3 separate regions of the Homo sapiens genome follow, and regions 1 and 2 are each linked to region 3. The links are chromatin contacts, found by Hi-C in ENCODE. All regions are on one chromosome and are shown on one strand. Each heading gives the region's core, a stretch centred on a gene start or an enhancer-like site at or near the end of the contact. The rest is flanking DNA. Distances are from core to core; before and after follow the strand shown. Region 1 holds the start of POT1 (protection of telomeres 1). Region 2 holds the start of ST7 (suppression of tumorigenicity 7). Region 3 holds the start of FAM3C (FAM3 metabolism regulating signaling molecule C).

Evidence for each region. Hi-C counts contacts between places; a loop is a spot of excess contacts on that map. Pooled maps may share reads with other maps.
Region 1: a loop to region 3 is called in a pooled map, with 13 times the contacts of the local background. The contact joins the promoter of POT1 here to the promoter of FAM3C in region 3. A Hi-C loop is called at or near these places in 10 of 50 pooled maps.
Region 2: a map of naive thymus-derived CD4-positive, alpha-beta T cell shows a loop between it and region 3 (11-fold over the local background). The contact joins the promoter of ST7 here to the promoter of FAM3C in region 3. A Hi-C loop is called at or near these places in 1 of 168 maps with a recorded cell type or tissue (naive thymus-derived CD4-positive, alpha-beta T cell), 1 of 37 single-sample maps with no recorded cell type and 6 of 50 pooled maps.

The regions. Positions count from the first base shown.
Region 1 is chr7:124,928,177-124,931,328 of GRCh38, forward strand. It overlaps POT1 (protection of telomeres 1), which reads right to left and starts at 1,649. Exons shown (of 19, transcript NM_015450.3): 1 at 1,618-1,649; 2 at 639-823. It overlaps POT1-AS1 (POT1 antisense RNA 1), which reads left to right and starts at 1,697. Exons shown (of 8, transcript NR_125719.1): 1 at 1,697-1,840. RefSeq lists enhancers at 1,585-1,884, 1,639-1,933.
Region 2 is chr7:116,952,001-116,955,289 of GRCh38, forward strand. ST7 (suppression of tumorigenicity 7) reads left to right here and starts at 1,501. Exons shown (of 16, transcript NM_001369598.1): 1 at 1,501-1,691. The coding sequence starts at 1,541. ST7-AS1 (ST7 antisense RNA 1) reads right to left here and starts at 2,334. Exons shown (of 1, transcript NR_002330.1): 1 at 446-2,334. ST7-OT4 (ST7 overlapping transcript 4) reads left to right here and starts at 1,848. Exons shown (of 5, transcript NR_002329.2): 1 at 1,848-2,109; 2 at 2,461-2,679; 3 at 2,974-3,153. RefSeq lists enhancers at 1,047-1,156, 1,572-2,495 and silencers at 1,417-1,486, 1,697-1,896, 1,957-2,256.
Region 3 is chr7:121,394,482-121,397,563 of GRCh38, forward strand. FAM3C (FAM3 metabolism regulating signaling molecule C) reads right to left here and starts at 1,827. Exons shown (of 10, transcript NM_014888.3): 1 at 1,681-1,827. RefSeq lists enhancers at 864-1,449, 1,450-2,034 and silencers at 1,262-2,091, 2,132-2,191.

The sequences.
Region 1 (3,152 bases), core at 399-2,898, 3.5 Mb after region 3:
ATCATCATCAACTCTCACCTAAATTACTGTAATTGCCTCTTAACTAAACATCTTTCCTCTAATCTTGCATTCGCCAATATATTCTCTACCTAGGAGCAAAGTTTTTTGAACTCAAAGTAAATCATGTCTTTCTCCTGCTAAAACCTACTAAAGACTTCCCATAGCTTTTAGAGTAATATCCAAATTCCTCAACATGCACATAAGGACTGCTTTTTACCTCAAAGGAAGGTACAGCACAGTCTGTTATCCCGTAAGTTCCAGCTCAACTTTCGTGATCTGTCAGAACCAAAAGCTCTCTCATGTTCACACATCACAATGCTAATATCACACCTATTAATTTTAATTGGAGATCAGGTGATTGATCTGTCAGACCCCACAGAAATGTGATTATCTTTAGTTCCGGGACTATATTTATTCATCTTTGTACCTCAGAAACTTACTCCAATGTTTCACACACGAATTTGATAATTGTTCGCTAAATAAGTACTGAATAAGAATAACTTATTGAAATATTCAATCTCAAATGTTATGACAAAGATAAAAACCATACCTAAACCAGTTCTCATAAATAAACTCAACACTTAAAAACTGCATTCCTTTTAGTAGGAAAAAGCATTCTGAGTTATAGAAATTCTTACCTGAATATATTTCTTGCTATAATTGTAACCTGGCTGTAGGGATCCGAAATCTACTTTATGTAATTTACTCAGCGGCTGAACTTCAGGCACCCCATTGACTTCCTTTATTAATTCAAGTGGCATATCAGTTCTGCTTCACACTGATGTCCAAAGCAAATTCAACTAGGGAATCTGACAACTTGCTGCTGAAAATACAAAACCAGTGTTTTACCCAAAATGAAGTCAATAATTTGCTTTAAGTCTCTTTGACTTAGTTATGCTTTTCCTTATTATAGTTAACACGGTTCGGGGTTGGGGGGTGACAGGAGGATGGATTATTTTACAATTTTATTGCAAAGATCAATACAAAACATTCTTCCAAGGAACTGAAACTTAACCATTTTCTACTTAGCTGCGTAAAGTACCTCCAAAAAGCCAGTTTTAAGATCTGTAACGTCACTAACAAACGCTTTTAACATTGTGCTTTAAAATGTAAAATTTATTGGGGAAGAGGGAGGCTGAAAAATCGTGTTTTTTTTTAACCCCCACGGGAGCTGTAATATTGTATAGACAAACTGTGCACCAAAAGCATCGTACTCCAACATGTTTCTGTGGCCCCCTCCCTTCACCCGCTAAATAAATGAAGAAACAAAAATTACTGAACTGAGATTAACTTCTGCATCGTAGGCTCAACCTTATTTCACAGACCTCTTGACGGGGACACTCACTAGTGTCGATATCTAATTTTAATGTTTGCGCACCAACCTTCCCCCAAGCCACCTGAGCTCTGTGAGGGCGGGGACTTGGACTTAACTCCTGTCTGCTTCTCCCAAAACACCAAGAAAGATGCTGAACACAGCAGGCTCGAGATAAACACTCGTAAGAAAGCGTTTCTCTGCGATAATTACATCAAATTTTGATCTAAACTAATTCAATCCCGGGCCCGTTACGTCTGGCACCCACTCAAATGAACACACCAAACCTTACAAATTTCACTCACCCGTACTCTAGAAAGAACCCTAGGAAGAGTTTAGGCGGGCGCGCAGGTGACGTCACACGCACGCTGACGGTTCAGCTCCACGCATGCGTGCAGGATCCCTGGGCATAGTCGCTTGTTCTCCGCCCGCGGTGGACCAGCTGCGTAACGGTTCACACACTGATGGCGCCTGGAGGTTTGGCGAAATACTGACAGGATGCGACGTCAACGGGAGCGCAGGGCCAAGGTACAGGCCCCGCCCAGTCCGGTCACATCCCCCGGAATTCTCGCAGCTCCCCTTAGCTCCGCCCCCAGTGACTTTCCAGCTTTCGTGGCGGGAGGCAAGCTTAGGGGAAGCGGGCGGGTCCGCTGGGCGGGATTTGAGCTTCCCTTTGGTAGATTCGAAGCTCCTGTAGGCAGAGCCTTTCTTTTAATGTCCAGTTCTCTTCCTCCAAGAAATAGGCACCTACTGCAGTCTTTACAAGGAAGCATTTACAAGGATAACAATGTTATTTGGGAGTTTTTATAGTAATTTCGGGCATTGGCATAATGCCACCATTGAGTCTTGCTATTTACAGACAGATTTGATTAACCTTGTCATTGTTTTATAGGGCCATGATTTTGTGGTATAATTAATATTTATTATAATTTATTTTATAGGTTTATTATAGTTTATTTAATATTTATTATAACTTATAATTGATAAATATTATAATTTATCATTTATAATGATAAATTGTTAAACATGAATTCTCTGCTAATTCCAGATATATGCCTTCAATCATTTAAGTGAAATCATCCTAGTGTGAAACTAAATGTAATAAAGAATTACATGAATATTTCCAAGGCTAATTTGAACTAAAATATCTTCTTTATATACATATTTGCAGGAGGATATAGCTAACTTTTTTTTTTTTTTTGAGACGGAATCTCGCTCTGTCACCAGGCTGGAGTGCAATGGCGCAATCTCGGCTAACTGCAACCCCCACCTCCCGGGTTCAAGCAATTCTTCTGCCTCAGCCTCCCTAGTAGCTGGGATTACAGGCGCAGGCCACCATGCCTGGCTAATTTTTGTATTTGTTTAGTAGAGACGGGGTTTCCCATTTTGGCCAGGCTGGTCTCGAACTCCTGACCTTGTGATCCGCCCACCTTGGCCTCCCAAAGTGCTGGGATTACAGACATGAGCCACTGTGCCCAGCCAGCTATGTTTGAAGTGCCTTTTTAATCAACAGGAAGCATTCAGTATTAGCCCATCTCCTGTTTCCCCTCCCCATCCCTGTAGTTATATCCCACGCAGAAGCCGGGGTGACAAGTGCATGAACTCAGGAGCTGTCCATTTGAGGAAAACTATAGGGAAGGTTTAGATGCTATCCTCCTTCCATCTCTGGCTGCATCCGGCTGAGAAATACTATTCCTCCTTTTTATGTGAAGCCCTCCACATGGGCTTTGGACCCTGACCAATTTCATCTCCCTTCCATCATCATCAATATATTTTCTCTTAATGTATTTTAAGCTTTCCTTCTTTTATTCATTCTTTCCCGTCACCATTTAAACACATT
Region 2 (3,289 bases), core at 251-2,750, 4.4 Mb before region 3:
CCGCTCCCACAATGTAGAGTGTACTTTCGTTTTCAATAAATCCCTGCTTTCGTTCTTTTGTCGCTTCTCTGGGTGTTTTGTCCAATTCTTTGTTCAAAACGCCAAGAACCTGGACAACCTGCAGTCACGATCCTTTACTGGTGACAATATTGTTTTATTTTACTGAGATTCCATGTATCAGTGTTAGACACAAAAATCATTTGGTCATGTGCTGCCATAAATAACTATAAAGAAAGTCTATGTGTGCCAATTTCACTTATTCTGGCCTGGATCTCACTGTAGTAGATCAAATGTGAGGAAGAAACAGTAGCCGAGAGAGGCTGGAATTAGTAAAAATTTAAGAGTAGTTCCATCCATTATGTATGCCGTAATAGGCCCTATATGTGAAAAGTTAAAGGAGCTTATTTAATTATGAAGGAAACTATTATACAAGTAAGCAAAACAATTTATAATAAAATATTCTTTATGCTCAGAATTTTAAAAATAGATGTAGACTGGAAAACCTGCAATTTCCTCATTACCATCTAATACATAGAAAGTCAAATCACTTACGGACAGAAACAGACTTGAAAATTTCAGCTGAGAAAACATTTTAGAATAAAAGAAACATTTTATTCAGCACAGTCAAAACAAAACAAAAACAACAAAACAATGTTTAAAATGGACTTTCTGTTAGAGGTGGCCGTTTCACAGTCAAAATTATCCCAGAGAATTGTTTATATTAAAAACAGGCTGAGAATAGTTTGACCTCTGATCACCAAAAAACCTGGAGGATAAACATTCATCTGTCAAGATTTCTCTGGAAAATCCCTGCGCTGCTTCAAAGAGACAGAACAAAGGTAAATAGCATCTGCCACCCAAATCTTGCTGAATAGAGTGATTTATCTTCAGGCCTACTAGCCGGCGACAGGAGCGCACCTCCTCCCTTCTCCTAGCTGTCCCGGGTTTATTCATTCCCTGAGCCTGAATCCTGATAAGGGAGCAGAGTAGGGTTTAAGACCTCGGACCCCAGAATACACCACTGCAATTGAATTTTGGTTCCACCTTAAGGTAAACTACGCAGCTGCTGTGAGCCTCAGTTTCCCTACCTATAGAAAGAGGATCGTAGTGGGGAATTGTTGCAGGGGTTAAATGAGATTGTACGGATCGTGGAGCAGCGCCTGGCGTGTGGTAAACGCTCAACTTATGCGGGTTGTAACTGCCTGAGGCGTTTCCTTCGGCGCGCCACTTGGCCTTCTCTTTCTAAATATTAGCATAATAAATATAAATGGACCCAGAACGCGAGGGGGCAGGGGCCACGTGATCGCTCCACGAAAGCCACTTGTAGGGACCTTTAGAGAGTTAGCAATAAGGCTGGAGAAGGAAAAGCCGGCGCGCCCGCGGCCCGCGCGATTTCCCGCCGAGCCCGCGTCCCCGGCGGCGGGCGGGCTCCGGGGGCGCCCGGGCCGCGGCGGCGGCGGCGGCGCGAGCTGCGCCTCCGGGCCGGTGAATCATCCCGGCAGACACCAAGAGCCGCGGCAGCAGAGAGGAGCGCTGAAACATGGCTGAAGCGGCCACGGGCTTTCTGGAGCAGCTCAAGTCCTGCATAGTTTGGTCTTGGACGTATCTGTGGACCGTGTGGTTCTTCATCGTGCTATTCCTGGTCTACATCCTGCGGGTGCCTTTGAAAATCAACGACAACTTGAGCACAGGTAAGGCCTGGGAGCCGGGCCCGCGGCGCCCACCCCTCCCCCGCCCCGGAAAGTTAGTGCAACTCGCGCGGGGCCGCGGCCAGGCGCGCGCTCGGGGACGCGCCGGGGCCCGCGCACCGGAGGCCCGCGGCTACCCGCCAGCAACGCGGCGGCTTAGGCGGCGGGGCCGGGCAGCTGGGCGCGCGGGGGCGGCCGGTGGCCTTCACGGCCCCGCGGAGGAAGAGCTGCGCCGCGCACAGCCCGCAAGGCGGGCCGGGCCGGGCCGGCAGCCGCCCTGCTGCGTCGCTGGTGGTCGGGAGACGGAGAAGAACGGGTGTCGCGGGCGAAGGAGTTCCCAGGACACCCCCTCGGGTGTCTGCGCCGGAACTCCGAGGGTTCCCCGGAGTTAGACCGAGTCCTTCCTCACGCCCTCCCGGCTGTGGGTGCCAAGCGGCCGAAGTGTGGTCGGGGAGGCGCCCTCCCGCCCGGCCGCGGAGGCCCGAGGGCGGCTGCCGGAGGGTGCTCGGCGGCGAAGCCCCCTGACCCGGCCGGGCTGTCCGGGCGGCGCCCTCCGTGGCCCGGAGTTGCGTCTTGCCGGGCGTGGGGCTGTCTCTCTGGTTGGGTAGTGGGGAGAGGGGTTCCCGAAGGCACTCTTGGGAGTGTATGGATGACGTGTCAGGTCACCAAATGGATTGTCGAAGGGACCGGAGGGAAGAGGGGAGAGCTGGAATTTCTGAGGGTTTCGGTTGCAGTTTTCAGTGATCTTTGCTCGTCTCCCTTCCCTGTAAAGCTACATATGCTCAGCAAGTGCCGCGTGCCTCCCATCCTTGGTCGGTGGTAAATGCAGGAGGTAATTAACAGGATCTTCACAAACTTGGAGCCAGCCCACTGAGTCGTTAAAAAAACACCCGCAAAGAAAACACACGAGCCTTAACACTCCAGAGAGTTCCGAAACACAAAGTAAATTTCGAGCTAAGGGTTACAGTCCTTTAAATCTGGAAATTTCAAGGTAGAGTGTTTTTGTTTTTGTTTTAAATTTTAATTTCACAGTACTGGGAAATTCTTACAGTCCTGAAGATATATACATATGTACACATATATATCTTCCCTTGTTAATCTCCATACTCTGGGAGTGCAAGTCTGGAAATGCATTTTCCTCAGGTGTTTAGCTGCATTAAAACGCTTTTTAAAACGCTTGAGATAATGTACTCATTTTGTTAGGAAACTTGTACCTTTCAGATACTAACTTAAGTATTTTGATTACTAACTTGAACTCATGTTCATATTTACATTTGTTTTGTAGTATCCCTCGGGATCGTGTCCCTGGGAGGCGGATAGGATTCAGCACTCTAGAATTGTCTCACCATTTGAATAGGTGCTGCTCAGCCCTTTTGAGTCTGTCATCGGAAAGACCATGGCTTTCTCGCTTTTCATCTTTTTGGATGGCTGCTTGTCGCAATATTGTCTTCTTCGCTTTAGACAAGTATGTCTCCAGGATACCTTCTGGTCTCAAAGTTCTATACCTTTAAGAAGTTGTTTGAATATATGTTTTAATGGAATTACGTATTTGTTGGTAACAGTGTTAGTCTGTTTTGTGCTGCTGTAACAGAATACCACAG
Region 3 (3,082 bases), core at 577-3,076:
CCTTACAATGAGGATTTTGAGGAACCTGTCCTGTGTCCCTCTTACAAAGTTCCCATTGGTAATTCAGAGAGGTCCTCAGGTTGAGAACTGCTGGACTGAACTCCTTTTATTGGCTCCAACTCTTCTTATTTCTTCCTATGAAGAAATGCTAGTCTTTATTGAGTTGAGAAAACATTACAAGAATCTGTGAAACAAAGCTTCTAATACCTGTATAAAACTGAAAACCTTGTGACTTTATTGGTAAACAGCCAAGAAACACAAGAGACTACTAGTAGCCTCTAGAAAGAGGTACAGGTCGATGAAGTGACCAAAACCGGATGCTGATTTGCTGATTCTGCCAATTTCTTGTTAAATGGCTTTCAGTAAGTGATTAACTTTTATTTTCTAAATTCAATAGAGATCTGCTGGTACTCTGTAAGATACTGTATGACTAATAGTAACGGTTCCCAAGACTTAAGAAAACGTAACTGCAAATTGGCCACAAGTCCAAGGGGTCGGGGCCTCTGCTATCAGCATTGACCTTTACTCTCGGGAGTTCATATTTCCATCTGTAAAACTAGAAAAGATAAAGGGACTTATTCACTGAGCTGTTGTGAGAATAAATGAGCACACGAAACCATTTGGCAGTGCCTAGTACACAGTAAGCAATCTAATATTATTTATGTCATTGTATCCATATATATATGGATACATACATATATATGGATACATGGATACATACATATATACGGATACATACATATATATGGATACATACATACATATATATGGATACATACATATATATGGATACATACATATATATGGATACATACATATATATGGATACATACATACATATATATATATGGATACATACACCTGGCTAATTTTTTTATTTTTTAGTAGAGACGAGGTTTCACCATGTTGGCCAAAAAGAAACAAAGGAAAAGTCCTATCAATTAGATAGCAGTTCTATATTACAGGCAATAATATTTTTTCTTAAAAAAAAAAAAGGTAGAGGATGATGGAAACCGCTCCTCCCACAAGTAAAACAGCTGGAGCTCTCAATCTCAAATTGCCAATCCGTCACTCACATATTCAGATCTAGGGCCACTAATCATCATCCGTGGTCCCGAGCTGTGAGAGCAGTAGCAAACAAATAGGAAGAAAAAGAAGAGACACCAAACATCAAAGGGCTGGATAGCTTGTAAAAAACCAAAAGTACCTCTAGTATAGGCGACACTAAAACTTTACAAGTGAGTCAAAACGGCCCCCTATGGAGTTGGAATGCAACACCCAACTCCGTCCCCACCTCTCGGAGCTCTCAGCCTACACGCTGCAGGGGCGCGAGCCACAGCCAACCTGGGGAAGATGCGACCCAGGTGCCCGCCCCAGGCCGGGGCGCCGAGTGCCAGCGCCAGGTGCAGACGCCGCCCCGTCTCCGCGGAGCCCGGGGATGCCCACGCCGGGGCGGCGGCCGGGAACCCCGGCCAGCGGCTCTCCGGGACCCCAGTCCCGCCTGCGCCCTCTCCAACGTCCGGACACGCCGTGACAACGCGGCCGGGCCCGGGGCCCGCCCCCGGCCGGTGACCGCAGTGCGCGGAGGCTGAAGTCGTAGGTGGGCGTCTGGCTTCCCCGGCCTCCTCCATCCCTCCCCGAACCTGAGCCCCGGCTCCGTCCGCCTCCCAGCCGTCTCACCGGCCTCCCGCCCGCCTCTCCGCCGCGCGCGCCCGCCTTCCGGCCTCCCAGCGCTCAGTCCTGCCGGAGGCCGACGGGAGCCGCCGCCTCCAGCTCGCGCCTCCGCTTCCTCTCGGACTCCTCCGGCTGCCCCTCACCCCGGCAAGTGGCCAGGAGAAAGCCAGCTCGCCGCTGGGCCTCCTCCCACGCTTCCCGGCCGCGACCAATGGGCCCCCGCCGCCGGGAAGCCGCGCCCGCCCCCTGGCGGTGGAGGACCAAGCGGGCGCCCGGGCCGGCCAGAGGGAAGGGCCGGAGAGCGGAGGGAGGGGTCTGCGGTCCCGCCCACCGCCCCCGGCCAGGCGCTGCACAATCTGAACTTGCCACGTGGGAGCTGCCGCCGCCGCAGCGGCCCTGCGCCGGGTGGCACTACGGGAGGGAGAAAAATGTGTCACCGCCGTCTCCCCACCGTTTACACGCACAAAATCCCAGCCTCAAGGGCAGAACATTTTAAATGACCCACCCATCCTAGAGATGCGCCAGTTAGGTCATCTTATATATCTTGAGATAGCTGAGATGGTCAGATCAACCAAGGACCTTGGGTTATTTGCCGTTTGACTTCTTGAACCCTAGGAAACTGATTCTGAAAATCCTACTGTCCAGCGTCATTAGAATTCTGATCACCTTTAATGCACCACCCAAGAAGAACAGTAGTCCTTGCATTTTCCAAGTCACGTTTATTTTTTAAATTATAAGATACACAATCGTTAGAAATATTTTTTCTCAGGAGATTTCCTACAATTGTGTTGATAATTGGGAAGTTAATCCAAATCTTACTACATAAGACCTTAGAATGCAAAATTATTTCATAATTCAGATCCATATTCTAAAATAATGAATAACTGTTACCTAGTATTTGACAGAATATTGGGATCATCAGTGGTTGCAGAAATTAAATTGCATTTAAAAATAGGGTTTGACTATAGTGTGTTAATATAGAATTAATAATCTACCAAATTTTAGCTTTCCTCCAAAAATATAAAACACACAAACTAATAGTAACTATGAATTCTGGAGTTTGTGATCCGTGATCAGGGGAGAAAGCATGAAATGAATTCTCATTGTCTTCCATGTGCCAATATTATGCTATTTGTGTATTACTTAAATCAAAAAACTAAGACTCCAAAACTGAGTTTAAATATCTTGCTCAAAAATACAAGATAGTAAGTTATGAAGCTGGAATTCCGGCCTAGCTTCATGTAGCTCCAAATAAACAAAAAGGCACTTTGCTTATTATAGTACCAAAAAATCATAACACTTACTGTACACATGCCTCTCCTAGACTGCTATGTCTCACTGAAAGAGTTTATGAAGCCTCTTGAGTAGGGAGGTCACGGTGTATTTCTGAAAGAGCAATCTGCTCTGT